Linked DNA regions of Homo sapiens: region 2 is linked to region 1. A link is an interaction called in ENCODE POLR2A ChIA-PET data of the cell type or tissue named here. Cell type or tissue: PC-3. All regions are shown on one strand. Links, peaks and the distances in the headings refer to the core of each region. The heading gives the core; the rest is flanking DNA. Region 1 holds the start of LOC124904754 (a long non-coding RNA gene). Region 2 overlaps FPR3 (formyl peptide receptor 3).

Evidence for each region. Peaks named below come from ENCODE experiments on the same cell type or tissue, not always from the same donor. Only the 100,000 strongest peaks of a DNase experiment are listed, where the experiment ranks them.
Region 2: POLR2A ChIA-PET joins it to region 1 with 18 read pairs; 2 of 35 experiments call an interaction of 5 or more read pairs at or near these places.

The regions. Positions count from the first base shown.
Region 1 is chr19:51,725,232-51,740,604 of GRCh38, reverse strand. It overlaps LOC124904754 (a long non-coding RNA gene), which reads left to right and starts at 4,436. Exons shown (of 2, transcript XR_007067319.1): 1 at 4,436-4,542; 2 at 6,514-7,143. RefSeq lists a silencer at 6,475-6,769. In PC-3, for the core only: no CTCF peak of the experiment used is centred there; no DNase peak of the experiment used is centred there; H3K27ac peaks cover 372 bases; H3K27me3 peaks cover 308 bases.
Region 2 is chr19:51,800,552-51,815,924 of GRCh38, reverse strand. All of the region lies in intron 1 of FPR3 (formyl peptide receptor 3), which reads right to left. It also overlaps a transcript of ZNF577 not described here. Among named protein-coding and RNA genes, the nearest start is that of FPR3, 13 kb to the right of the region's middle. In PC-3, for the core only: CTCF peaks have their summits at 7,137 and 8,330; DNase peaks (open chromatin) are centred at 7,114, 8,474, 9,174, 10,914 and 1 weaker place; H3K4me3 peaks cover 947 bases; H3K27ac peaks cover 3,769 bases.

The sequences.
Region 1 (15,373 bases), core at 9,621-14,620:
TTGGATCCTGTAACAGTCATGTTCAGATCCCGGCTGTCACTGCTTGTGTGACCTCAGACAAGTCACTTCCCTCTTCGAATGTCAATTTTCTCTTCTTTAACATGCGAGCAGTAATAGCTGCCTGAGGGAATCTTTTGGTTGGAGCTCATGAACATGAGATGGGAAGCATAGAGCTGAGCATCTGTATCACGGCTGGCCAGGCACAGTGGCTCACACCTGTAACCCCAACATTTGAGGCCAAAGCAGGCGGATCACTTGAGCCCAGGAGTTCCAGACCAGCCTGGGCAACATGGCAAAGCCGAGTCTCTACAAAAATAAAAAAATACAAAATAAAAAAAATCAGCCAGGATTGGTGGCGCACACCTGTAGTCCCAGCTACTCAGGAGGCTGAGGCAGGAGAATCGAGGCTGGGCCTGGGAGGTCGAGGCTGCAGTGAGTCATGATCATGCCAATGAACTCTATTCTGGGGAGTAAGAGCAAGACCCTGTCTCAAAATATAATAAGATAAAAACATACATATCATGGCCACCATCAACATTATGACCATTTCCACCTGCTGGAGACAGGGTTGTTTTCTCTGTCCTCTGCAACCAGAGTGACGTGACACTTCCTGTATTACCCGCCCTCTCCCATTCTCATAGTCTTTTTTCCCCCTCGCACCTCCCTTTGTCAAGCAACAGTGGTAGGGGTCATTTAGTAGGAATTACTCTGAAGTCCCTGCACCTGGGGTTAGGGGAGCGGAAACGCTCCCTCAGTGATCTGCTCTGATCACGTGCACCTTAGAAGAGCATGCATGGTCCCTGTGAGCCTCCCCAGGGCACAGAGAGGAGCTTGTTCATCTTACGCTCCACATGTACCCCGCACTGGGCTGGCATGTTAGTTTGCTAGGGTGCTGTAACTCATTACCACAAACCAAGTGGCTTCAAACCACAGAAATGGATTATCTCACAGTACTGGAGGCCAGAAGTCTGAAATTAAAGTGGCGGCAGGGTTGGCTCCTTTTGGAGGCTCTGGAGGAAAATCCCTTCCACGCCTCTCTCCTAGCTCCCAGTGGCGGCTGCCATCCTTAGCATTCCTTGGTGTTAGGGATGTAATTTTGTCCTCTCCCCACCCTCCATTCCTATGTTGAAGTCCTAACCCCCAGCCCCTCAGAACGTGTCCTTATTTGGATACTGGATCATGGCAGATGTAATTGTTTAAGTTAAGGTGAGGTCATACTGGACTAGGGTGGACCCATAATCCAACATGACTGGTGTCCTTATGAAAAAAGGGAAATTCGGATGCAGGTGCGCACACGGGAAGAACGCCATGTGATGAGGAAGGCAGAGGTTGCAGTGATGCTTCCACAAGCCAAGGAACACCACAGACTGTCAGCAAATCACCAAAGATTGTCAGTGTCAGGCACCAGAAGCAGCCAAGTGCAGTGGCTCATGCCTGTAATCTCCGCACTTTGGGACGCTGAAGTAGGAGGATTGCTTGAGCCCAGGAGTTTGAGGCCAACCTGGGCAACATAGCAAGACCCTGTCCTTACAAAACATTAAAAAGTGAGCAGGGTGTGGTGGTGCACACCTATGGTCCTAGCTACTTGGGAGGCTGAGGCGGGAGGATCACTTGAGCCCAGGAGTTCTGAGTTGTGGTAAGCTACAATCACACCACTGTACTCCAGCCCAGGTGACAGACCAAGACCCTGTCTAAAAAATAAAAATAGGCAGGGCGCTGCGGCTTATGCCTGTAATCCTAGCACTTTGGGACACTGAGACAGGCAGATCAACAGAGGTCAGGAGTTCGAGAACAGCCTGGTCAACATGGAGAAATCCCGTCTCTACTAAAAATACAAAAATTAGCCGGGTGTGGCCGCGCGTGCCTGTAATCTCAGCTACTCAGGAGGCTGAGGCAGGAGAACTGCTTGAATCCAGGAGGCGGAGGTTGCAGTGAGCTGAGATTGCGCCACTGTACTCCAGCCTGGGCTACAGAGGGAGACTTCCTCTCAAAAATAAATAAATTAATAAAAATAAAAAACAAGCTAACCAGGTGAGGTGTCTCCCACCTATAGTCCCAGCTACTTGGGAGGCTGATGGGGGAGGATTGCTTGAGCCCAGAAGTTCAAGGCTAGCCTGGCAATGTAATGAGACCTCATCTCTACAAAAAAAATTTTTTTAAATAGCTGAGCATGGTGGCCTGTGCCTGTAGTCCCAGCTATTTGGGAGGCTGAGATGGGAGGTTGGCTAAAGCCTGAGAGGCAGAAGTTGCAAAGAGCTGATTGGGGCTGGGTCAGCTCACTGGCTCAGAGGTTAGTGGGCAGTGAGCTGACTGTACTCCATCTTGGGCAGCAGAGAAAGAGCCTGTCTCAAAGAAAGAAAAAAAAAATCACCAGAATCTAGGCAAGAGGCATAGAATAGATTCTGCCTCACAGCCCTCAGAAGAAACCAAGTCTGCTGGAACATCCTGATTCTGGACTTCTAGCTGGCAAAACTTTGAGACAGTAAATTTCTGTTGTTTAATCCCCTGAGTTTGTGTCACAGCCGGCCCTTCATATTTGTGGTTTCTACATGTAAGGATTCAACCAATCACGAATAGAAAATATTTGAAAAAAGTAATAAAAAATACAAATTTTAAAAATACAGTAGAAGAACTGTCTATCATTTATATTGTATTAGGTATCATCAGTAAGCTAGAGATGGTTTAAAGTATATGGGAGCACTTTGGGAGGCCGAGGCAGGCAGATCACTTGAGGTCAGGAGTTCGAGACCAGCCTGGCCAACATGGCAAAACCCCGTCTCTACTAAAAATACAAAAAATAGCCAGGCATAGTGGAGGGTGCCTGTAATCCCAGCCTCTCAGGAGACTGAGGCAGGAGAATCGCTTGAACCCAGGGGGCAGAGCTGAGATTGCACCACTGCACTCCAGCCTGGGTGACAGAGCAAGACTCCAACTCAAACAAATAATAATAAATAAATAAATAAAAATAAAGTATATGGGAGGATGTGCATAGGTTATGCGCAAATACCACACAATCTTATGTAAGTGTCTTGAACTCATCTGTGCATTTTAGTATCCGCAGGGTCTTGGAAGCAACCTTCAGAGAATACTGAGGGACAGCTGTACTTTTTTATTACAGAAGTCTTAGAAAACTAGTACACTTAGCTTGTGATACATCACTCCAATCTCCACCTATGTCTCTGCATCACTTTCTTTTTCTTTTTGATACAGGGTCTCCCTCTGTCACCCAGGCTGGAGTGCAGTGGTACAATCATAGCTCACTGCAGCCTCGATCTCCTGGGCTCAAGTGATCCTCCCACTTCAGCCCCTCATGTAACTGGAACTATAAGCGTATGCCACCACATCCAGCTAATTTTTAAATTTTTTGTAGTGACAAGTTCTCACTGTGTTGCCAGGCTGCTCTCGAACCCCCTGGGGCTCCCACCTCGGCCTCCCAAAGTGCTGGGATTACAGGCATTCAGTCTTCTTATTTCACTTTGGGAGGCATTTTTTTTTTCCTAATCAGATGGTTCTCAAACTGTACGTAAGAATTACCTGGGACATTTGTTTAAATCATTTCCATAGCCCTGAGCTCACAAAATCTGAATAAATGACAGTGAAGACCAGTAGTCGTCATGTTTAGCAAATGCACACAGATGATGTGGATGCTTTGGGCTCCACGGACCAGTTTTGCAGAACACTTGAACATACGATGACAAGAGCTGATGGCGGAGGCCGTGTCTCATGTGCTTTGGGGCAGCTTCCTTCATCTCTGTGTTATCTCTCAACATTTGGAAAATGGAAATTATCACAAGGACCAGAAGGGTGTTGGCCAGGATGGTATCAGTGTTGAAAAGCCAGATCTCATATCAAAATCCTTAACTTCATGACACCTGCAAAAGCTCTTAAAACCCTTTATCCAAATAAGGTCACATCCATAGGTTCTGCAGGTTAGGACTTAGATGTATCTTTTGGGGGCCACCCGTCAACCCCACTACATGTGGAACCAAGGACACTGAGGGACAGATGTATTTTGTTACTACAGAACCCTTAGAAAACTAATACACTTGGCTTGTGGGTGCATCACTGCAATCTCTGCCGCCGTCTTTACATCACCTTCTTCTCTGTGTTTAGTGTCTACCTCCCTCTGCCTCACTCTTATAAGGACACCTGCCGTGGCGTTTGGGGCCGACCTTAAATCTAGGATATGCTCATCTTGAAATTCTTAGTTTTATGACATTTGCAAAACCCCTCTTTCCAAATAAGGTTGCAGTCAGAGCTTCTGGGGGTTAGGACATCCTCTTAAGTAATCCCCTCATGGGAAACCACGGCAGCGTTATTTCCTCTTCATCTTACAGCATTCACTGGGAATGACGGCATTGTGGTTTTGAGCCTCTGGACTGTGGGTGCCTGCAGCCCAGGTCACAGAAAGGGGCCGCCGGACTTCTGCAGCTCTGTGTCCTCTATCTGGAGCCCACAGGCGTGCCCCTTTGATGACACACTCTCTGTGCTGCACAGTCTGGCTGTTCACCAAACTGTTTGGAGCTTTCTGCTATGTCCCGGGTAAGAGGGTCTATTCACCCCATGCTTGAAAGACTAGGAACCAAACAGAGTTCCACTCACCTGCATCAACATGGGGAAGGGTCCTCCTTGTCTGCAGGTGGCTAAGGAGGCTCAGAGCCAGGAGTTGGCTTGCGCAAGCCTGCCTGCCTTGGAACCCAGGGGTGTCTGATGACAGAGTGTGGGCTCCTCCCAGCTCCAACCTGGCTTACTCCTCAGAGGAGAGGTGGGGTATCCAGGGAGGGTGAAGGGGTGGGGTATCCAGGGAAGCATCCCCCTGTTGCCACCTGAGTTAGTCTTGGAGACCTTCAAACTCTGCTGTTTCAGGAACGGCTAAACTCACCTCATATTCTAATGTGCCAGACAGACTCTCTCTCTTAATCTTCAGGGCTATCCTATGAAGGACAAATTGAGACAGTCCCATTTTACAGATGAAAAAAGAGAGGCTCAGAGGAATGAAATGGCTCCACGCCAAGAACAGGCAACTAACGGTGAGGGAATAAGTGTTCGGGTCCCCTAAACTTCATTGTTGAAATCCTAATCCCTAAGGAGATGTTATTAGAAGGGAGCATGTTTAGGAGGTGATGAGGTTATGAGGGTGGAGCCCTCATGCATGCAATTGGTGCTTTTGCAAAAGAAGCCCGAGAGAGAGGACCCTGCCCCCACCACCATGTGAGGACACAGCAAGAAGACCCCATTTATGAATCAGAAAATCCACTCTCACCGGACACCAAATCTGTCAGTACCCAGGTCCTGGACTTGCCAGCCTCAGAACTGTGAGAAATAAAATTTTTGTTGTTTATAAGCCACCCAGCTTAGGGTATTTTGATAGAGCAGCCAGAAGGGACTAAGACAATAAGAAACATATATCTGGGGCCGGGCGCAGTAGCTCATGCCTTTAATCCCAGCACTTTGGGAGGCTAAGGCAGGCGGATCACTTGAGGCCAGGAGTTCGAGACCAGCCTGGCCAACACGGTGAAACCCCGTCTCTACTAAAAGTACAAAAATTAGCTGGGTGTGGTGACACACGCCTGTAATCCCGGCTACTCGGGAGGCTGAGGCAGGAGAATCGCTTGAACCTGGGAGGTGGAGGTTGCAGTGAGCCGAGATTGCGCCACTGCACTCCAGCCGGGATGACACAGCAAGACTCTGTCTCAAAAAATAAAAAATAAAAAGAAAGAAATATGTATTTGGGCCAGGTGAGGTGGTTTACAACTGTAATTCCAGTGCTTTGGGAGGTCGAGGTGGGAGAATTGCTTGAGACTAGGAGTTTGAGACAATATAGGCAATATATAGTGAGCCTGGGCAATATAGTGAGCTCCTGTCTCTACAAAAAATAATAAAATTAGCTGGGCACAGTGGCACAGCCTTTATTTCCAGCTACTCAGGAGGCTAAGGCGGGAGGATCGCTTGAGCCTGGGAGGTTGAGGCTGCAGTGAACAGTGACTGCACCACTGCATTCCAGCCTGGGCCACAGAGTGAAGACTTGTCTAAAAATAAATAAATATATATTTGTTTTCTGCCCCTAATTTCTAGCACAGAGCTCCTAAAATTCTTGTAACTTCCTGAGTGAGGAGGTGAGAAGAACATATTTTGTTATTCATAATTAGCCCCTACCAGCCATACCTGAGTTTATGCTAATGAGGAGGATCTGGGCGGATCGGGGATGGTTGCCAGAGAGACGAACCCTGTGATCCCAGTGGAATTTTTAGCCTCATGCTCTAAATTCCAAGAAGGGAGAGGGGCTGGAGATTGACTAATCACCAGTGGCCAATGATTTAATCAATCATGCTATAAAATAAAAATAAAATCCTAAGGCCCTCCCTCCACCCCACTCACCATCACCACCACTGACTCAGCAAGACCCTTTCTTAGCCAAAGGGATCCCAGAGAAACCTAAAAACTGAGTTCCTGGCCATGACTTCAAGGGAGGTGGGACACGCCTTCTTATGCCCCTTCTCTTTTGGAGTTTAGGAACACAGAAGACCAGCATTATAGTTAAAATAGACGTCGTAAGATTGACAAAACAGACTCTTTGTGATGATAAGATACCAAATTACATACAAGACCTAAGGCAAGTGTTAAGTCACTTCTAAGGGCCATCAATCTTGCTACATCCCTCATCCTTATCTTAAAACATTCTTTTTTGCAGACTCCAGGTTTTGCAGACTCCAGGTTTTAAGCAGACCTTACTCCTTTAACCAACTGCAAATTAAAGAAGCCCTGAATCCATCTGTAACCTGTCAGCCCGCCCCTCTTCAAGATATTCTGCCTTTTCAGGCCAAACCAATGTATGTCTTCCATGTACTGATTTATGACTTTGCCTGTAACTCCTTCCTCCCTAAAATGCATCAAATCAATTTTTACTTTAAGTTCTGGGATACATGGGCAGAATGTGCAGGTTTGTTACATAGGTATATGTGTGCCATGGTGGTTTGCTGCACCATCGTCTAGGTTTTAAGCCCTGCATGCATTAGGTATTTGTCCTAATACTCTCCCTCCCTTATCTCCCACACCCCCTCCCTTGACAGGCTCCGGTGTGTGATGTTCCCCTCCCTGTGTCCATGTGTTCTCATTGTTCAACTCATGATCGCATGAGTGAGAACATGCGGTGTTTCGTTTTCTGTTCCTGTGTTACTTTGCTGAAAATGATAGCTTCCAGCTTCATCCATGTCCCTGCAAAAGACATGAACTCATTCTTTTTTATGGCTGCAACATCAAACCAAACTTAATCTGGCCAACCTTGGGCACACCACGGTCACTGAAATTGTCCCAGAATAAACTTCTTTAAAATATTTTACAGAGTCCAGGTGTGGTGGCTCACGCCAAAAATCCCAGCACTTTGGGAAGCTGAGGCAGGAGGATCACTTGAGCCCAGAAGTTTGAGACCAGCCTGGGTAACCTAGGGAGACCCCATCTCTACAAAAAATTAAAAAAGTAGCTAGGTGTGGTGGCACACGCCTATAGCCCCAACTACTCAAGAAACTGAGGTGGGAGGATCACCTGAGCCCAGAAGGTTGAGGCTGCAGTGAGCCATGATTGTGCCACTGCACTCCAGAGTGAGATCTTGACTCCAAAAATTAATAAATAAATAAAAATAAATACAATAAAATACTTTATAGAGTTTGGTTTTTCTGTTAACAATGCCCAGGTAAAGGAACATCCACAAAAACCCTAAACAATAGGGTTCCGAGAAGTTCCAGGTTGATGAAGACGTCCACATGACGCCATCGCAGACAGAAGCTCTCACACTTGGAACCCTTCTGGACCTCACCTTATGTTCCCCCTCATCTGGCCACTCACCTGTAACCTTTATAATACTCTTTATAATGAACTGGTACATGGAAGTAAAGCACCCCCCTGAGTTCTGTGAGCTGTGATAGCAAATTATGGAATGTCAGGAAGGGGTTGTGGGACCCCTGATTTGTAGCCAAGTCAGATAGAAGTGTGGGTACCCTGTGGTCCCAGTGCCTGTGACTGGCATGTGAAGTCGGGGGCACTCCCGTGGGACTGAGCCCTCAACCTGTGGGGGCTGTGCTAACTCCAGGGAGTTAGTGTCAGAACTGAAGTGAGTTGTTACACATGCAGTTGCTGTCCAGAGAGTTGGAGAATTGATTGTTGGTGGGAATGCAGCCCGGCCTCTTTGGTGTCAGAAGTGTGGAGTGGAGAAACAGGGTCTTCTTGCATTTATTCATGTTTTTCGAGACACAGTTTCACTCTGTCCCCCAGGCTGGAGTGCAGTGGTGCAATCTTGGCTCACTCCAACCTCCACCTCCCGGGTTCAAGCGATTCTCCTGCCTCAGCCTCCCGAGTAGCTGGGATTACAGGCGCCCAGCACCACACCCAGCTAATTTTTGTATTTTTGGTAGAGGCGGGATTTCATCATGTTGGCCAGGCTGGCCTCCAACTCCTGACCTCACATGATCCGCCTGCTTCGGCTTCTCAAAGTGCTGGGATTACAGGCGTGAGCCACCACGCCTGGCCCAGGGTTTTCTTTCAAACCTACTCCTCCCTGGCAGCCCCAGAGGTCCAGGCCACCAGCCCTGGGCCCTGGATCCCCACCTTTGGATCTATTTTCTGAATCTGATTGCTGTGTTTGTCCTACAGAGACTCCTCTGCCCTGACTGTGGTGGAGGCCGATGCAGGAGGCAAGGTGGACAATGGGAACTTACAGAGAGGAGGGGGTAACCCACAGAGCTAAACCACATGTGCAAGAGGAACCTGGGCTTGGGAAGTTTTCTGTCAGGGCTCGGTGTTGCGGGAAGCCAGGGACCCCAAATGGAGGGACCGGCTGAAGCCATGGCAGAAGAACGTAGATTGCGAAGATTTCATAGACATTTATTAGTTCCCCAAATTAATACTTTTGTAATTTCTTATGCCTGCCTTTACTGCAATCTCTAAACATAAATTGTAAAGATTTCATGGACACTTATCACTTCCCCAATCAATACCCTTGTGATTTCCTATGCCTGTCTTTACTTTAATCTCTTAATCCTGTCAACTGAGGAGGATGTATATCGCCTCAGGACCCTGTAATAATTGCATTAACTGCACAAATTGTAGATCATGTGTGTTTGAGCAATATGAAATGTGGGCACCTTGAAAAAAGAACGGGATAACAGCAGTTGTTCAGGGAATAAGAGAGATAATCTTAAACTCTGACCGCTGGTGAGCCAGGCAGAACAGAGCCATATTTCTCTTCTTTCAAAAGCAAATGGGAGAAATATCGCTGAATTCTTTTTCTCAGCATGGAACATCCCTGGGAAAGAGAATACGCGCCTGGAGGTATAGGCTTATAAATATCCCCCCCAGGTGCTCCTGTCTCTTATGGTCGAGACTGCAGGGGTGAAATAGACTCCAGTCTCCCATAGCGCTCGCTCCCAGGCTTATTTGGAAGAGCAAATTCCCTCCTAATAAATTTTGATCAGACCAGTTGATCTCAAAACCCTGTCTCCTGATAAGATGTTATCAATGACAATGGTGCCTGAAACTTCATTAGCAATTTTAATTTTGCCTCGGTCCTGCGGTCCTGTGATCTCGCCCTGCCTCCACTTGCCTTGTGATATTCTATTACCTTGTAAAGTACGTGACCTCTGTGACCCACACCTATTCGCACGCTCCCTCCCCTTTTGAAAATCCCTAATAAAAACTTGCTGGTTTTTGTGGCTTGTGGGGCATCACGGAACCTACCGACATGTGATGTCTCCCCCGGACACCCAGCTTTAAAATTTCCCTCTTTTGTACTCTGTCCCTTTATTTCTCAAGCTGGCCAACGCTTAAGGAAAATAGAAAAGAACCTACATGAATATCGGGGCAGATTCCCTGATAGCTCGGAACGCAGTAGAGCTGAGAATCTAGGGGTCCAGGCCTCATCTTGAGCCCACTGGATGCCAGCCCCCCCACCCCCTCCTCCCTCAGACCCAGGAGTCCAGGTCCAGCCCCTTCTCCCTCAGACCCCAGAGTCTAGGCCCCCAGCCCCTCCTCCCTCAGACCCAGAAGTCCAGGTCCCAGGCCCTCCTCCCTCAGATCCAGGAGTTCAGGTCCAGCCCCTCCTCCCTTAGTCCCGGGAGTCCAGGTCCAGCCCCTCCTTCCTCAGACCAGGGAATTCAGATCCCAGCCGCTCCTCCCTCAGACTCAGGAATCCAGGCTCTCAGATCTTAGTCTAAGCCCCCAGCTCCTCCTTCCTCTGTGACTGGCAGGGCATAGCCTAGTGACCTAATGCCTACCACCTGATTTCTGTTACCCAGCCATGCTGCCTGTGTGCTGTATCACTTGTCCCAGGAAATGACTCTTCTTGTGCCTCAGTTTCCCTATCTGGAAAATGGGTCTCCTCCTCTCTTGCTTCCCTGGAGAGGATAAACAGCTTTTGCAAAAGGAAGCCCCTCCCTCCCTCTCCCTCTGTCTGGCTCTTACTGTCTCTGTTTCTCTCCAGGGAAAGTGGCAGGAGAGATGGTGCATGCTGGGGTAGAAAGTGCCTTCAACTTGTTACAGGCAGGGCTCTCCCCCTCCAGGCCTTTCTCTCCCTCCTCCCAGCTCTGGAAGTCCTACAGTTTCTCCCAGAGGCACTAGCTGGAGGCAGAAGGTGGATGTACAGTCATCATTGCTGGCTAGGCTCCCTCCCTCCCTCCCTGGATTTCGGCAGAATCATGGAAGCCTAGGGGTTTCCCAGAATAGGCATGTGGGGGAGAAAAGGTCCCGTCTAACTCCAGCCCATCCAAGGTTCTGAGTTCCTGGAAGTCCAGAGGCAGTCTCTTTACAGACTTGGGGTCTTTGCTGATCCTGGAGTCTTTTTCCTCTAAGGTCCCACCTCCCCGGAGCTCCTCAACCCATCCTCCCAGGACTGGCCACTCTGAGTGGTGTCCATAGAACTATTACGCAGGAGTCGGTTGGGGGTCCCAGCTGCTAGGCCCTCTCTCCCCAACTTCTCTCCTCCCCCTCTTGCCTATCCTTCCCTCTCTCTCTCCCTCCTCCATTCTCCTCCTCCTCTTCTGATCTTCCTCCCCCTCCTTCTCTCTTTCCCTCCCTCCTCCTCTCCTTCCTCCTTCTTCCCTTATCTTTCCTTCCCCTCCTTCCTTCCTCTCCATTTTTTTTTCCCCCAGACAGAGTCGCTTTGTCGCCTAGGCTGGAGTGCAGTGGCGTGATCTCGGCTCATTGCAAACTCCACCTCCCGGGTTCAAGCGATTCTCCTGCCTCAGCCTCCTGAGTAGCTGGGACTACAGGCATGCACCACCACGCCCACCTAATTTTTGTGTTTTTAGTAGAGACGGGGTTTCACCATGTCAGCTAGGCTAGTCTTGAACTCCTGACCTCAAGTGCTCCACCTGCCTTGGCCTCCCAAAGTGCTGGGATTACAGGCGTGAGCCACCGTGCCCGGTCGCTCTCCTTTTTCTTTCCCCTCTCCATCTACCAATCTGACTTTCTATCCTGACCTCACACATTGTTCAACACATATTTGTTGAGCACCTACCTAGACACAGGTCCAGGCTCTGAGGAATGAGCCATGAACAAACCAGATAAAGACAGCTGCCTGTCTAGAGCTTGCATTCGAACCAGGAAGACACACATTACACAAAAAAGATACTAAACGTACCTTATGCAGGTTATACGTTATATAGGAAGGGGACCAATGCTATGGGGAAAAAGAAAAAGCAGAAGAGAGTAAAGGGGGTCAGGAATCCAGGGGTAGGGCAGTTTTTCGCTGTTGAATAGATGGTCGTGGAAGCCAGCTTCTGTCTTTCATTCCTCTCCCTCCCTCCTTTTCTCCTCTGTCTCTCGGTATCTAGATCCCCGCAGTGTGCATTTCCCTTCCCAATCCAGGACACCTGGCAAAGAAACCATCTACCGGGATTCAAGCATTTAATAAAACAAGGATCTCTTCAGGTTACTGCCCAGGGGCCCCTTGCCCTCACTGGTTCCCCAGTAGGTACCTGCCTGAGATGGAGCAAAGCGAGGAGCAACTGTAGCCAGAACTAGCTGAGGTTAGGGGCTTGGCAAGTTAGCCCGCCATGTCTGTGTCCATCCCCCAGTCTTCTTGGTCCTGGCTCCTCGGGGTCCTGCACCTCTGCCCAACCTCACTCACACTTCCTCTCTAGCCTGGAAAAGCCCCAGGGATCTCTGATGCAACCCCACCCCCCAGCAACTCATCCTGGCCCAGAGCCCCCTGTCTCTCCCTCCAGTTTGTCCCTTACTCAGACAAAGAGCTGATCCTGCCCCTCCCTTGCTCACAGCCCTTCCATGGCTCCCCATTGCCACCAGAGCAAAGTCCTAGCCTCTGATTCCTGCATTCAAAACCCGACACGTTGCATGTGTTAAATAGCTTGATTTAGCCATTTCACAACGAATATATATATATGTATATAGCAAATGTCATGTTGTATACCATAAATATGTATAATTGTTACTTAGTTTAAAAAAAATTTTTTTTTGAGACGGGAGGCTGGAGTGCAGTGGCGCAATCTTCGTTCACTGCAACCTCCGCCTCCCATTCAAGTGACTCTCCCACCTCAGTCTCCTGAGTAGCTGGGATTACAGGTGCACGCCACCACACCCGGCTAACTTTTGCATTTTTAGTATAGACGGGGTTTCACCATTTTGGACAGGCTGGTCTCAAACTCCTGACCTCAAGTGATCTGCCCGCCTTGGCCTCCCAAAGTGCTGGGATTACAGGCATAAGCCACTGTGCCTGGCCAAAAAAAATTTTTTTAAACCTAAATGAGCGGACCTCACTAGGGACCCTACAATCCCCCAGCCCCTTGTTTCACCCTTTGTGCTTCACAGCATCAATCCGCCCTTACTTTTTTGACTGGCCACACCATTTCTTGCCTTGGATGCCCCTTTCTTGCCCCACCGTCCACCACCACCCTGACCACGGCTAACGCCTCATCAGCCAGCATCACCTCCTCCAGGAAGCCCTCCCTGACTCTTGGGCTGGGTTGGTGCATCCTTGTACTGTTTTGTGGCCCTCTGTTTACACAGCTGTCTTCTCCACCAGATTGGCATCTCCCCAAGGGCAGGGCCCAGGGCTGAGTCATCTCTGTGTGCCCGGCATCGCCCAGCCCAGCCCTGTCCACCAGGGCTCAGGAGATGTCCCCACAATGAATGAATGTTCTCTCCTCTGCCTTTGCTCCATTTTTGCCTTACCTCTCCCACCCTGTGCTCCTTCTGTCCAGGTATTCTGTAAGCTGTACCCTGAGGTTTCCTGATGATGGCTGAAATGCTGGGAAGGCCACTGTGGACCCAGGGCAGGAACTGGAGAGCAGCCACCAGAGGAATGGGGGTTTCTAGGAGCCATGGGTGTTAGCGAGGGGTGCGGTGTCCCTACCTGTCCCTCCAACAACAGCCCCGGCCTGCTGTGGGAGTGTTCAGCTTCACTGCTCCCTGTCTTTCAGCACTTGTCTGGGCTGCTTCCAGCCTTGGTCATCTCTTCCTGCAAGAAATTCTGGGGGCTGGACATGTAGGTCTAAGGGAGAAGGAAGCTGGGAGTTGAGACTCCTGGGTCTGAGGGAGGAGGGGATGGGGGCCTGGGCCTGGGCTCCAGGGTCTGAGGGAGGAGGGGATGGGGGCCTGGACTCCTGGGTCTGAGGGAGGAGGAGATGGAGTCTGGACTCCTGGGTCTGAGGGAGGAGGGGATGGGGCCTGGACTCCTGGGTCTGAGGGAGGAGGGGATGGGGCCTGGACTCCTGGGTCTGAGGGAGGAGGGGATGGGGCCTGGACTCCTGGGTCTGAGGGAGGCGGGGCTGGCAGCCTGGACTCCTGGGTCTGAGGGAGGGGTGCTGGGGACCTGGACTTCTGGGTCTGAGGGAGGTGGGGCTGGGGGCCTGGACTCCTGGGTCTCAGGGAGGAGGGACTGGGGGTCTGGACCCTGGGTCTGAGGGATGAGGAACTCTGAACCTGTACTCCTGGGTCTGAAGGAGGAGGGGCTGGGTGTCTGGGATCCTGGGTCTGAGGGAGGAGGGACATGGGAACCTGGACTCCTGGGCCTGAGAGAGGAAGGGCTGGGGTCTGGACTCTCGGGTCTGAAGGAGGAGGGTGCTGGGAACCTGGACTCCTGGGTCTTAGAGGAGGGAACTGTTGAGGATTAAAGCCCTGGTTATCCTTCCTCAACCGCACTCTGGTTTTAGAAACATCTGGTTTTATACAGCTGCTCCACCCGAGCAGGGCGGGGTGGGGGCTGGGCAGCCAAATGCCCCACTTCTGGGGAGGAGCCTGCGCTGCCCCCTCCCACTGGGCGGAGGACTCACCCTCCCCTTCTGCTCTGGGCTGGCCTCAGATCATCTGAGGACCCATCATCCTGACACAGCCAGACACCAGGCAGCCCGGCTCCCGGCAACAGCGTCAGACACAGCCCGGCCCGCCCTGGTGGGTGGGAAGGGCGTTCGAGCTCCTTGGGAATGCACCTTCTCCCTGACAGGCCCAGGCAGAGGCTTGGCCTGGCGCAGCCTCCTCGGGGAAAACCCCAGGGTGTGAGGACTTGGTGTGAGGACTTGGTGTCTGGCAGGGGAGAGCTCCGGGACAGGCTGGAAGAGATGGAACTGCAGGGAGAGACGAAGATGTAGAAACAGAGAAATGGAGAGAAACTGAATGAGAGAGACAGAGACAGAGAAACACATACAGAGATAGAGCCTTACAAAGAGATAGGTGCGGTGGCTCACGCCTGTAATCCCAACACTTTGGAAGGCCAAGGCAGATGGATCACTTGAGGTCAGGAGTTGGAGACCAGCCTGGCCTACATAGTGAAACCCCATCTCTACTAAAAATACAAAAAATTAGCCAGGTGTGGTGGTGGGCGCTTGTAGTTCCAGCTACTCGGGAGGCTAAGGCAGGAGAATCGCTTGAACCCGGGAGGCGGAGGTTGCAGTGAGCCGAGCTCACGCCACTGCACTCCAGCCTAGGTGAGAGAGTGAGACTCCGTCTCAAAAAAAAAAAAAAAAAAAGAGAGAGATGGGGATGCAGAGAGACGGAAGGAGGATAGAGACAGAGCTAGAGAGGGAGGGAGATAGAGGGAAAAAGAGACAGAGAGAAAGAGACACACACACATGGACACACAGTGAGAAAGTCAGGGAGAGGCACTCAGAAAGAAAGAGAGCCACACAAGAAGAAAGTCAGGGAGACTTCAGAAATGCAAAGGGACAGACACTCCCAGGTAAAAGCAGAGAGAGAATGGCTGTGAGGGGGGATGAGGAGGAGAAACAGACAGGAATACACAGAGGCAGAGACCCAAATAGAGGGACCGAGAAACAGAGATGGGGTGACAGATACAAAATGACAGAGATTTGGGGAGGGACAGACGAGGAGAGAGAAGCACGGGGGAATTTCTCTCTGCTGCTCCATGTCT
Region 2 (15,373 bases), core at 5,990-10,989, 79 kb before region 1:
TGGCTAATTTCTTTTCTTTTCTTTTTCTTCTTCTTTTTCTTTTTTCTTTTTTCTTTTTTTTTTGAGACAGGGTCTCATTCTATCACCCAGGCTGGAGTCTAGTGGCATGATCGCTGCTCACTGTAACCTCCACTTCCCTGGGCTCAAGGGATTCTCCAGCCTCAGCCTCCTAAGTAGTGGGGACTACAGGCGTGAGATACCACGCCTGACTAATTTTTTGTACAAACAGGGTTTCGCCATGTATCCTAGACTGGTTTCAAACTCCTGGGCTTAAAGCGATCTGCCCACCTTGGCCTCACAAAGTGCTGGGATGACAAGTGTGAGCCACCGTGCCTGGTGTCTACCTTTTTTTTTTTTAGACAGAGTCTCACCCTGTCCCTCAGGCTGGAGTGCAGTGGCGGGATCTTGGCTCACTGCAACCTCCACCTCCCAGGTTCAAGCAGTTCAAGCAATTCTCCTGCCTCAGTCTCCTGAGTAGCTGGGGCTACAGGCGCACATCACCATGCCTGGCTAATTTTTGTATTTTCAGTAGAGATAGAGTTTCATCATGTTGGCCAGGCTGGTCTCGAATTCCTGACTTTGAGATCCACCCACCTCGGCCTTCGAGAGTGCTGGGATTACAGGCATGAGCCACTGCACCCAGCCAACATTTTTTTATAGAGCTCAATCTCCAGTCCCCACTTCCCCTTCCTGAAAGTCAATGGGTGGGGCTGAAAGCTCCAACCCTCTAGTCACTTGATTTTTGTGGTGGTCAGCCCTAACCTGAGCCTATCAAGGGACCTCGCCCTAAATAACCTCACTAACATAAAATGAGATGTGATAAAAGGTGGCTCGCGCCTGCAATCCCAGCAATTTGGGAGGCCGAGGTGGGCGGATCATTTGAGGTCGGGAGTTCAGGACCAGCCTGGGCAACAAGGTGAAACCCCGCCTCTACTAAAAATACGAAAATTAGCCAGACGTGGTGGCAGGCGGCTGTAGTCCCAGCTACTTTGGAGGCTGGGGCAGGAGAATCTCTTGAACCCAGGAGGTGGAGGTTGCAGTGAGCTGAGATGGCGCCACTGCACTCCAGCCTGTGGGACAGAGTGAGACTGTGTCTCAAACCAAACCAAACAAACAAAAAAAGTGGTTTTTAGGCCGAGTGCAGTGGCTCATGCCTGTAATCCCTGCACTTTGGGAGGCCGAGGTGGGCAGATCACCCGAGTCAGGAGTTCAAGACCAGCCTGGCCAACATGGCGAAAACCCATCTTTACTAAAAATACAAAAATTAGCCCAGCAGAATGGCACATGCCTGTAGTCCCAGCTGCTCAGGAGACTGCGGCAGGAGAATCACTTGAACCCAGCAGATGGAGGTTGCAGTGAGCCGAGATCACACCACTGCACTTCATCCTGGGTGACAGAGCTGGACTCTGTCTCAAAACAAAAAAACAAAACAAACAAAAAACAAAAACCTTGAGAGGTGAGGCAGATGCATGAGAGAGTACCCGTTATCCAATATCATTACCAAGATTAACCCCTTAACCTTCTGCTCCAGAGGGAGATAATTTGTGGGACCTGCAACGCAGCTCTAAGGATTAGTTAATAGACAAAATTACAACAAATTTAGTTCAAATATCTTAATCTGAGAAGAGTTAAAGGTCTAAATCGGAGGAGATGGGCCCTTTCTGAGATTTTAAGCAACATCAGGACATTGTCCTCCGGCTGAAACAACACAACCATGAAGACAAGTGGAGACGCAGAAAACAGGAGTCAACTATTTTTTCTTTTCTCCCCGAATCACTATACCAAAGGATGTTTTCAGTGATAAAGTATAGTAAACATATGAAGCACATAAACCAAGAAGGAATTTACTATTACAAAAAGTTTTGCAAGGAGATAGAATCTGAGTCTAAATAAAAATTGGTTTTCATTTAAGCCCTTTGCTTCACCATCCTATTGGCTTTCTTCCAGGGGCTTCTTGAAAGTGACCACAGAATGGCTGCCACTGTTCTGGACATCACATCAACGGGCCCTCCAGAGCCAGAAGGATGAAGATAAACAAAAAAACTGGCTTCATTCACATGCCTGTCTCATTTTATAAAGGAGGAAAACATCGGCCAGCTGCGGTGGCTTATGCCTGTAATCCCAGCACTTTGGGAGGCCGAGGTGGGTGGATCACGAGGTCAGGAGATCGAGTCCATCCTGGCTAACACAGTGAAAACCCATCTCTACTAAAAATACAAAAGCAAAATTAGCTGGGCGTGGTGGCAGGCACCTCTAGTCCCAGATATTCGGGAGGCTGAGGTGGGAAAATGGCGTGAACCCGGGAGGTGGAGCTTGCAGTGAGCCGAGATCACGCCACTGCACTCCAGCCTAGGTGACAGAGTGAGACTCTGTCTCAAAAAAAAGGAAAACATCCCATCCTCCTTTATAAAGACTCCTTCAGAGTCTCTTCAGGACCTGTCCTTATCTTTCACCACTGAAACATGACATCCTTAGATCATTCCCTGGGCCAAAAATAAAAATAAAAATAAAAATATAAATGAGGTTGCTCATACCAAGGTGATGGTATTAAAAGGTGGAGGTTTTCAATTATGATTGTTCTGCCCTCATAGGTAGGATGAGTGCCTTATAAGAGTCCTATAGGCACTTGTCTTTCCCTTTTACCATGTGAGGACTCATAGAAAGCACTGTCTGTGAGTAATGGCCCTCACCAGATACTGCATCTGCTAGCACCTTGATCTTGGACTTTACAGCCCCCAGAACTGTGATCAATAAATTTATGGGGTGTGTGTGTGTGTGTGTGTGTGTGTGTGTGTGTGTGTGTGTTGAGACAGAGCATCACTCTGTCACCCATGCTGGAGTGCAGTGGCGTGATCTCGGCCCATTGCAACCTCCATCTCCAGGGTTCAACCAATTCCCTTACCTCAGCCTCCCCAGTAGCTAGAACTACAGGTTCACCACCATGCCTGCTAATTTTTGTATTTTTGGGTAGAGACAGAGTTTCACCATGTTGGCCAGGCTGGTCTCAAACTTGTAACCTCAGGTGATTCACCCACCTCAGACTCTCAAAATGCTGAGATTACAGGCATGAGCCCCCACGTCTGGCCTAAATTTATGTTGTTTACAAATTATCCAGCATAATAAATTTTGTTATAGTACCTTGAATGGACTAAGAGACGAATTAAATGACTGTAATGTGTGTATCAAGTGAATCTTCTTAGAGGAGGTTGTCCTCAATGTAATGCTGCACCTGTGCTTATGGAGACTGTGGATGTCATTAAGCTCCTGTCTGCAAAGCTTGTGTGTGATGCCAAAGCTATGAGGGTACCCCTAGGTAGCCTGGAAAGGTGTATTGTGTTTCTTCAGAGGTGGAGGCAACTGTAGCTGAGGGTCTGTAGAAATAAGCACTTAACAGAACATGCTAGCCAAATGAATGAGAGCAAAATGTTTACCAGTTCTTGATTGAATAGTATTAGCAATTTTTAATAATATTAGATGTTAGATATGGGGGCCCTGATAGATGGGACTACAGCCTTAGTGCTGTAGTCATCCATCATAAGACATTCTTTGTGATATTTTTTATTTTCAGATATGGGAACAAGAAGCACTTTGGGCTGTTAAGTGGAGATGCAATGTGGATAGTCACCCTTTTATTAATCACGTTTTGTTTAACAAATTTTAATTATTGAAGGCCATTATTTCACCCTACGTTGGGCCATATTAACTATCTTAACTGGGGGACTAAGTGATCCCATTTTATCAAGCCAATCTCTAAGTGCAAACAATTTACTTTAATTTTAATGTATTATTTATTATGTCTACCTCCAACATATTCTGTTTTAGAGCAACCTACCTCCAACATAGGCTATTTTAGAACAATAGGTATGACTATGGGTAATTTAGGCAAGGCTGTAGTTAAAGCGAGGTATACTCATTTTTCAAAATTTTATATGTAGTTGCCTTCTCAAGACAATATGGGCAAAGTGAGTACATTTAGTGGGATCCTTGCAGGGAGCCGAAGACCCCATGGGATATGACCAACTCATCATTCCACTGGAGGCTATATGATCAAACAGCAAACTGTTTATCATGAATGCAGGATGTGGGCAAACTCACGACTACTCCCACTGCCAGAGGGTTTGCTGAGGGCGAGTCGCCTCCTGGTGCCGAGCTCCTTGTCCACTAGAGGCAAGGTGCCCCCTAACTCCTTCTTCCAGAGATACTCTTTTGTCTCTTGTCTTTTATTCCCGTGTTCATCCCCCTTTGTTCAGTCCACCAGGGATCATGGCACGTTACATAGTGGTGCCCCGAACAGCGACAGAATCAGGGGCTCTACAAGTGGCACTCAAACAGGCGACAGTCTGAACACGGGACTATGAGGATGTGAATGAAGAAGATCTCCTGGAATAGAGGAACTGAAATTGACAACGCAAATGGGGACCCTGGGATGAGTCAGCTGGCAGCGCACATGAGGTCAGCGCCTAAAGAGGTACTGGGATCAGTTCCTTAAAGAAGTACTGGGAATGGGAAGTTTTCTGAATCACGGTAACATGGGGCAGAATTCGTCTACTGAAAAAAATAATTATGTGCAGTTGCTTAGAGTTCTGTTGAAACAAACTGGTGCTCAGGTTAGTTCTCAGACATTAACTTAGCTGCTGCAGGAGGTTATTACACATAACCCATGGTTTCCACAGGCAGCACCCTTGATGTGGAAAATTGGGACAGAGCAGAAGGATTAAAATGGGCTCATCAAAAAGGTCTTAAAATTGATCCTTCTGTTTTCTCCACTTGGAGTTTAGTTCATACTGTACTTCTGCCATTATCTCCTTATTATTCTGTGGGACAACAGGCTGAATCTAAAAATCTGAAAGAATCTGTTGTCCCACTCACAGCTCCAGATGAAAATAAAAAACAGGAGAGGGAGGATAAAAATTGGCCTATACAGCCTCCTCCAGTTGCAGAAACATCTGTATTGCCTCCTTTGGTAGCAGAACTAGAGACCCCAATACAAAGAATTTTATGCTCTGCTGCCATAGCTGGAGAGCCCCTAGGACCTTGCACTTTTCCTATTTCCATAAGGCCTGATCCCAACAATCCACAGCAGGTTATTCATGAACACACCCCACTAGAGTAAGTTGTTGAAGGAATTAAAAGCGAGAGTGGTAAATAATGGCATACAGAGCCGGTTGACCTTAGGATTGCTAGAATCTGTGTTTGGTGCTATGCGTTTTTTACCCTTTGATGTGAGACACTTGATGCGAACTTGCTTGTCCACTAGTGCATATCTGACATGGAATTTAAATTGGCAAGAAATGTGTGCAGACCAGGCTAAACAGAACCATGTTGCTGGACACGGAGACATTACAGAGGATATGCTATTAGGTAATGGCCCTTATTCAGACCTGGAAAGTCAAATGGCACTCCCAGACGCTGCTTATCAGCAGTGTGCACAGGCTGTTAAATGCACCTGGGCCGCAATTCCTGAAGAGGGAGTCCCAGTACAATCCTTTTTACATATGCAAGGGTCACAGGAACCCTATGTGCAATTTCTTACAAGATCACAAGAGGCAGTGAAGCGTCAGATTCCTCATACCACGGCTGCAGAAATGCTAACCTTAACTCTAGCTTTTGAGGATGCAAACGCGGATTGTAAACATGCACTGGCACTGGTGAGGTGTATAAAAAACTTGGGAAGTTTTCTCAGAGCTTGTCAAGATGTAGGAACTGAGCTTCATCACTTTGCAATATTAGCGCAAGCAGTGGCTAATTTAGCAGTTGACAAATCTAAAAGGAGCCAAGGGTCAAACCCTAAAGTGGGAAAATGTTATAATTGTGAAAAACCTGGACATTTTAAAAAGGAATGCCGCCAGATCTCAGTACAGAAAGGACCTTACAATGCAGTGCCCCACCCAGTGGAAAAAATGCCAGGACTTTGTCCTTGCGTAACAGAGGAAATAACTGGGCTAATCAGTGCCGCTCAAAATTTCATCAGAATGGCACCCCCCTGCTGGGAAATGAGATGGGGGCCTGGACCCAGGCCCCACAAACAATGAGGGCATTCCCAGTCCAGACCTCAACCCCGTTCCAGGCATGGGTTCCCAGAGGCACATTGATTCCCTCACCCCAGGAACACAAGGAGTGCAGGATTAGATCTCCCAGTCAAAGAATGGGTAATGTTAGTTGGGGCAGACAAACCCATCAAAGTTCCCACTGATATTTGGGGACCTTTATCAGCAGGATATGTGAAACTAATTTTAGGCAAAATCTGCCTTAACTTACAGGGCATTACTGTAGTCCCAGAAGTTGTTGACTCTGATTATGAAGGAGAAATTCAAGTAGTTTTAATGTCACAAGATCTTTGGGTTTTGAGCTGGGACAATATACTGCTCAATTATTGCTTATTCCCTGCAAATCACACCCTTCTCCATGAAAGGAGAAATGAGAAAATAAAGAGGTTGGGAGCACAACTACATGAGAAATCTATCTATCCCAACCCATAGCCTCTAATAGACCTACCTGTGTAGTACACATTAAAGGAAAGAAATTTTATGGGCTTATGGATACGGGAGCTGATGTGTCAGTCATATCTAAAGACAGTTGGCCCCCATCCTGGCCCTTGCAATTAACTTCTACATCCCTAGTGGGAGTAGGAACAGCTCAAAGTGTTCAACAGAGCACTGAGATTTTACCTTGTCTTGGTCCAGATGGACAGTCATGTACTTTTCAGTCTTATGTTGAAAATATAGCTATCAATTTATGGGGTTGAGACTTACTTATAACATGGAATATGAGACTTACAAATGAAAACTTTGATAACCCAGGATTTAAAATGTTGAAGAACATGAGATATCAGAGGGGAAAATGTTTAGGAAAATTTCTTCAAGGAAATCCTAACCCAATATCAGTAACTGGAAAAACAGATAGAAAAGGGCTAGGACGTCAGGATTTCTGACGAGGGTCATTGATATTTCTCCTCTGCCCACTGCCTCACTATTAGAATGGCTCAGTGACAAACCCGTGTGGGTGGATCAATGGCCCCTATCTCAGGAGAACCTGATGCAACTTCAGCAGCTAGTAAAAGAACAATGGGATGCCGGACACATAAGCTTGGAATTCTCCAGTGTTTGTTTTTCCAAAAAAGTCCGGAAGATGGCGACTACTACATGATTTAAGAGCTATTCATGTACACATAAAACTGATGGGTGCCTTACAAAAACTTTCACCATCTCCAGCGGCTATTCCAAGAGACTGGCCTCTTGTAGTAATAGATCTTAAGGATTGTTTCTTTACTACACCCTTACACGAGAAGGATAAGCCTTGATTTGCATTCTCTGTGCCTTCTATTAATCAAAGAGAACCTGTTTCTCATTATCAATGGAGAGTTTTACCCCAAGGCATGCTTAACAGTCTTACGCTATGTCAGCATTTTGTAGGACAGGCATTAAAGAAGCCTCGGAATATGTTTCCTACTGCTTACATCATTCATTATATGGATGATATTCTTTTGGCTGCTCCTACAGATCAAAACCTACATCAGTTATTCAGAGAAACAAAGCAGGCTTTGACTAAATGGAATCTCAAAATAGCTCTAGAAAAGGTACAAACAACTTCCCCATACCAATACTTAGGAACTATTGTTACAGAGAGAAGTGTATGGACTCAGAAAGTAGTTCTCCATAAAGACAGGTTATAGACTTTAAATGATTTTCAGCAGTTATTAGGAGATATTAATTGGCCATGACCGATGTTAGGTATTGCTACCTATCAACTTACACATATTTACCAAACCCTGCACGGAGATTCTTTAAATTCCCTGCAGCAACTAACTAAAGAGGCAGAAGCCAAATTACAGCTTGTAGAGCAAATGTTACAGCAGAGACATGCCTCATGGCTACAACCACAAAAACCTTTGCTTTTGTTTATTCTTCCTACCCCCTACTCTCCAACAGGACTTTTGGGCCAGTTTATAGACTAGTCTGTAACAGTAATAGAATGGTTCTTTCTATCTAATCAAACAGTCAAAACCTTGCAAGTTTATCTTTCTTTAATTACACAAATTGTGACTATGGGCAGGCATAGGTCACAAATGCTTACAGGATATGATCCTGACAAAATTATTGTTCCTTTAGACTCTCAGCAACAAGCTGCAGCTTGGGAAATGTCGACTGCCTGGCAAACTGCTTTCGCAGACTTCATGGGCGTGATAGATAACCACTACTCTCAGACAAAATTTTACAGTTTTATAAAATCCATTCTTTCATTCTTCCTGTGATTACTCATCACAAACCTATTCCAGGTGGACAGACTTATTTTACTGATGGCTCTTCCAAAGGTCATGCTGCCATCTATGGACTAAAACATACTCAAACAATAAGGATCTCTGGGGTTTCAGGTCAATGCTCAGAGCTAGTTGCAGTCAGCTGTGAGGTTTTACAGCTCACAGCTTCAGATCCTATCAACTGCAGGGACCCGAAGGCCCATGGGACGTGACCAACTCAGCATTCCACTGGAGGCTATATGATCAAACAGCAAACTGTTTATCATGAATGCAGGATGTGGCAAACTCACACTGCGCTGCCACCAAAAGGTTTGTGGAGGGCCTCACTCCCTGGCTCCTTGAAGTTATCTATTGAGAGTTATCTATTGAGAAATCTAGCGCCTACTGTTTTAAGAATGCAGTCTTGCAAGCCTGCTGTGAATCAGGCTGCTAGCCAGCAACCACCCCCCCCACTTCCTGCTATCTCTTTTGCCTGATAAATACGGAGGGCTGTGTAAAGCTCAGGGCCATTGTCCACTAGAGGCAAGCTGCCCCCTGACCGCTTCTTCCAAATATACTCTTTTATCTCTTGTCTTTTATTCCCACGCTCGTCCCCTTTGTTCAGTCCATCAGGGATCGTGGCAGGCTACAATCAACATTGTCAACCATAAAGACAGGTTACAGACTTTAAATGATTTTCAGCAATTATTAGGAGATATTAATTGGCTACGCCCGATGTTAGGTATTGCTACCTATCAACTTACACATCTTTACCAAACCCTGCAAGGAGATTCTTCTTGTTCAGCTTATGTTGTAAATTTAGCCATTCGCATAGAAACTGCTACAGTTAAAAGTACGCTAGACCCAGAACTGCTTAATTTGTTTCACTTATTCTCATATGCTGCATGGTACATGCCAAACAGGTGAGACAGCTGGTCATGTACAGCGACATTGTCTGTCATCATTTGCTCATATGGGAATACCTAAACAATTAAAAATTGACAATGGACCTGCTTATACTAGTCATGCTTTTCAAAATTTCCTACAGCTTTGGGCTATAACCCATAAAACAGGAATTCCTTATAATCCTAGAGGACAAGGCATTATAGAATGGGCACATCAAACATTACAACGAATGTTGAAAAGACAAAAAGGGGGTATAGGAGGCCAACTACCACCTCAATCAAAACTACATTTAGCCTTATTTACTTTAAAATTTTTGACTCCTGGTACGGATGGTAAGACTCCAGCAGAAAGACATTGGCAAGTGTTAGAGGAAAAGAGGAAAGTTTATCTGAAAGTGTTATGGAAATCCCCAGAAGAAGGACAATGGAAAGGCCCGGTGGATTTACTGACATGGGGAAGAGGGTATGCTTGTGTGTTTACAGGAGATTGACAAGCCATGTGGGTGCCCTCAAGGTGCTTGCAACCCTGGAATGGGAGACTGGAGAAACATGGGGTGGCCAACCATGGGCCCAGTCCCTCCGGTACGAGCCATGAGTCAGCTGAGCCTGAGTGCAAAGATGGAGAGAAGGCCGACTGGAGTCACGACACAGTCTTAATGTTACATTTGTAAAGAATATCACCACTCAATTTGTGGTTTGTGTTTTTAATCCTTATGTCTTTTTGGCAGCTCAGAAGGACCAGCTCCAGGTAAACAATACCCAGTTGACCTGTAAATCTTGCCAGTTATATCACTGCATTAATCATAGCACATTGCGAACACATAATATCTCGACTTTGATGATTTTAGGTTGCATCCCTGGGCTAGGGATTCCTGTTAATCTGTCCGAGGCTTGGGCTGCCACACCTGCTTTGCATTTTGTGAAACTTCTTCTACTTCAGGTTACTTATTGTGCCCGTAGAGCCTTAGGCATGATAATTTTTGCTATCGTTTCCTTGGTCACACTAATAACTTCTGTTGTGATGTCCTCTGTAACTTTGCATAGTTCTGTTCAAACGGCTCAGTACGTAGAGAATTGGACACGTACAGCCAACCAAGCGAGGCTACTTCAGAATAAAATTAACACTGAGTTACAAACTGAAGTGGCAATGTTGAAATCCATGGTTCTGTGGTTAGGGGAACAAGTATAAAGCTTGCAGTTGCAGCGGCAATTGCGCTGTCATTTTAATCACACTCGTATTTGTGTAACCAACTTAGAATATAACAAAAGTGAGTATCCGTGGGACCTTGTGAAAGCCCATTTGCAAGGAGCTTTCACATCCAACATCACCTTTGATATTAGTGAATTACAAAACAAAATTCTTGATTTAAATAGGCACACTCAAGAATTTCAGCCTTCTTTAGAAGACTGGACTGAATTCCAGGAAGGCCTGGAGAGCCTCAACCCTTGGACCTATCTAAAGTACCACAGTAACATCTTATATGTAGTTCTTGGAGTAATGTTGTTTTGTCTCTGTCTTCTGTTTATAGTCTGTAAAATCGGATGGACCGCCAATCGGAGAATGAGAGCTGCCCAGCCTGGTCTTACATTCTTTCAATTAATTCATAAACAGGGGGATATGCAGGGAGCCGAAGGCCCATGGGACGTGACCAACTCAGCATTCCACTGGAGGCTATATGATCAAACAGCAAACTGTTTATCATGAATACAGGATGTGAGCAAACTCACGACTGTGCCTGCCGCCAGAAGGTTTGCTGAGGGCAATCGCTTCCTGACGCCAAGCTCTTTGAAGTTATCTACTGGAACATCTAGAGAATGCAGTCTTGCAAGCCTACTCTGGACCAACCAACTGACCTCTTCTTCCACCCCCCTTCTCACTATCGCTTTTCTCTAATAAATACAGAGGGCCGTGTAAAGCTCAGGGCCTTGTCCACTAGAGGCAAGGTGCCCCCGGACCCCTTCTTCCAAATATACTCTTTTGTCTCTTGTCTTTTATTCCTGCATTCACCCCCCTTTGTTCAGTCCACCAGGGATCATGGCAGGTTACATAGTGGCGCCCCGAACAGCCACAGAATCGGGTGCTCGATAGATCCTCATATATAACTATAATTTGAGCCCCAATGTAAAGTCCATAAATTTTTGTCAATTTGAGCATTTTTGCTGTTGTTGAAGTTAAGTTAGTACCTATGTTGTAAAGGCACAAAACCAAATCAGTGCCTTTTTATCCTTTTGTTACATAATTTTTTTGGTATAAAAATTAATATATGAATTTTGAATTCCCAATCAAATCAAATTGTAAAACTTTGTTTTGATGCGGTTATATATTAAATGTACATAATTCACCTATTTGTCCTATGTTTACATTAAAATATTATATACATATATACATATGATGTATTTAATTTCCTTTTTATCACCCTCCCATTAGAAGTTTGTTCATAAATCAGTAAGTATTCCAGGGCTAGGATTACGTTTCCTAGATCTGGATTCTGCCCAGTACTTAAATTTAAAGTTCCTCTTTTTTTTTTCTTGTACTCGTGACTGTGGTGTAGAACTGGAAACTGTGTCAAGGGTGACTGAGCCCTGAGCCTCGTATGAGAAAATTAAGCTTGTATTTAGACTGGATGCCGAGGCAACAGACCCTTATAAGCATTCACTGCAGTGAAGAAGGGTGATTAATGTTGGTTAGGCAGCTGTCAGTCTTGGCCAGAATTATGCCTTCAGGTACTCAAGATCCCTTTACACTCTTCTTCCAAATAGAAGAAGTAGAGCCATCCTTCCCAAGGATGAGATCCCCAACGTTTTATGTTGAAGTTTCTTTGTGATAAGTGTCCCATAACTTAAAAGAATACTTAGCTTCAAAGCCCCAATATACCACGATGCAATGAGAATTGGGAATCCACAATGGAAACTCCTAATGAGGAAAAGAAAAAAGGGAGATGTAGCGGACACTGTTCTACTGCAATTAACCAAGGCCAGTGGGAAGGAAAGGTAAGAATCCCCTGTCCTGGCAGTAGAGGGAGTCTATTAATTAGCCCATCTGGAAGCCCTGGCTCTCCTATCTAGAGGTCTCACGCTGTCCTTCGTGGCTCCTGACTTTCTGTCTTGCATTTTTTTCATTGTTCCTCATTTTCTATGGCCACAACTTAGTTGGGCATTAAAGAATATACATTTTTTTTTTTTTTTTGGAAATTGAAAGCATTTATAGGAGTCAAAAGTGTGAATGAAATGGTCAAACTGCTCTGCCTTGGAAATGCACAGAACTCTAGAGAAGACGAGAAGAATGAGTAAAGCAGTGGAGTGAGAGAGGACATTGATAACAGGATTCCTTGGTATTCATGTTGAGTGGTGTCTTTTGCCAGTGCATCAGGAAAGTATGTTACACAATACAAAATTGACAATTTCTGAGTGTTTTTGTGGAGAAAGCAAGGTAAAGGGCTGAGTTATGAGTTTATTTATTTAAATACAAAGTCATTAGGCAGTTGTTAGTGAGAGTACTGTATTGAAGTGGAAACTCAAAATTTAAGGTGTTCATGAAAATGGAAGCCACCTGGGAATTTATAAATATTGCGCACATGAGGATGAGAATTTACTAGACATGACTTGGTTCACGTTATTTTAATTTTAGTTAAATTAATTTAATTTAATAAAATAATTTGTAACAGAGATAATTTTAATTAGACATCAAATGTTTCTCACTTAAATATCTAGGTGACACTATTTATTGATTCATTAATTCAGTATTTATTGAGTGCCTACCACATGTCAGACACTATTTTACACATAGAGGGTGAGGATTCATCTGTAAGCAATACAGACCACAATTCCTGCCCTCAGACAGCTTACATTCTTATTATATGAAAGGAACCATATGAAGTTTGTATACAGTTGTATACAATAAAATAATCTGTAACGATGTAAATGAAAGAATAAAAATAATCATGTTAATATTGGCAGATATTACATTTGAAAACATTTAACATCCATTCATAATTTAAGCAATAGAAGAAGAGAACTCTTAAAAAGTAAGAATAGAAGACACCTTCAACAGTCTGATTAAAAAGAGAAAGATACAAAAAGGTGACAGCAAACATTACACTTAAGGGTAAAGTAATTAAGTTTTCCCTTTAATATATACTATCTCATCCAAGCCTTACAAATCCCCACCACTCTTTCTGTTTTCTTGTAGTTTTTTTCCACTTCCACTTACCCCAGGGTACAGGCTGAGGTCCAGAAATTAGAAATGACACCCACAATAGCCTCATTTTCTATTTCTTACTCTCAAATTGGGGGGCATGGAAGTATTTTTTCCTGATTAAAAACTTCATCCACTCATCCTTGAATGGCTTAATATGACTCAAGGGTAGATAAAGCTGGGACTGGCATGAGGGTAGGATGAGAAAGGGCTAAAAAATATCCCTGACCCCCTCCTCTCATTGCCTGTACCTCTACCTCTGCAGGAGGTGAAGCAGTGTTGGTAGCTCTGTCACTGGTCTGGGCTGAAGAGCTGAGGCAGCCCTCAACAGCCCGTCTGCTGTAGTCATCCATCGTAAGGCATTTTTACGAATTTTTTTTTTTTCAGATTTGGGAACAGGAAGAACTTTTGGGTTGCTAAATGGAGATGTGGTGTCGATAATCACGCTTTTATTAATTCGGTTTTATATAATAAATTTTAATCCTTGAAGGTGCTGTTTCAACTTCTATTGGGCCGTAATAAATTATCTTAACTGGGGGACTAAGGGGCCTCATTTGATCAAGCCAATTTGTAAGTGCCAAAAGCTTACTTTAATTTTAATTTGTTATTAATTGTGTCACAGAATCTATGTCCAACATAGAATATTTTAGAGCAATGACTGTATGACTGGGAAATTTAGGCGACGCTACAGATAAAGTGAGGTCTACTCATTTTTCAAAATTTTAGTTAGCTTCTCAAGATTATGGGAGTAGAGTAAGTAAATTTAATGAGATCCCTATGTATAACTATAATTTGAATCCCACTATGAAGTCCATAAATTTTGTCAATTCGTGCAGCTGGAGTGCAGTAGCACAATCTCGGCTCACTGCAACCTCCACCTCCCAGGTTCAAGCAATTGTCCTGCCTCAGCCTCCTGAGTAGCTGGGATTACAGGCACCCAGCATCACGCCCGGTTAATTTCTGTACTTTTAGTAGAGATGGGGTTTCACCATGTTGGCCAGGCTGATCTCGAACTCTTGACCTCAGGTGATCTGCCCACTTCGGCCTCCTAAAGTGCTGGGATTACGGGCGTGAGCCACCGCGTCCGGCCGCTAATGTTAGAAGTTAAGTTAGAACCTATATTGTAGAGGAACAAAAGCCAATCAGTGTCCTTTTTGTCTTTTTTTACATAAACTTTTACTACAAAAATTAATATATGGATTTTGAATTTCCAGTCAAACCAAATTGTAAAACTGTTTCAATTTGGTTCTATATTATGTATACATAATTTATCTATTATATATTTACATTAAAATATATGCATATATAATGGATTTAATTTCCTTTTGTCACCCCCATATCTAGAAGTTTCTTCATAAATTAATAAATAATCTAGGGCCAGCATTATGTTTGCTAGACCTGGTTTTGGCTCAATACTTAAAGTTAAAAGTTTCTGTCTTTTTTCTTGGACTTGTAACTGCCTAGAGCGTCAGTCTCTCTGTTATTTTTTTCTATTTTCTTTTTTCCCCCATCAGTCTTTTAGCCACTTGAAGCCAAAATTCTTAGTTTCTGTCCTAGTTGATAAGAGTAAAAGGGGAAGGAGGAAAAGGGCCCGGTGCCACTGGACAGTCACCTCTCTCTGGGAAGGACCCATTACAAGACAATGAGTCCCTCTCCTCTCTTTTTTTTCTATTTCACATAAAATCTTTAAAGTGACTTGCATTTCTAGGCATCTAATATTTATATACTTTTTATTTCCTAACCTCACTCTCTGGATGTTTACTGGACAAGATCCCAGTGGTATGGAGTAGCACTCTGCTGTTTTCACTTTACACATTGTTACCAAAAAAGAAAAAAAAATGGTATTGAGAGTTAGTCCAAACTGCACCACTTTGTAAGCCCCCCACCATTTTGCAGACTTTGGTCAAAGTGAAACATTCCATGGGGTTTCGGGCCATGAGAAACATCCTGCCCAACCACCTGACCACAAGGCACACGAACATCCTTATCACACTCTGCCGGGCAAAGGCCCAAGGAACATCACTATCACATTCTGCA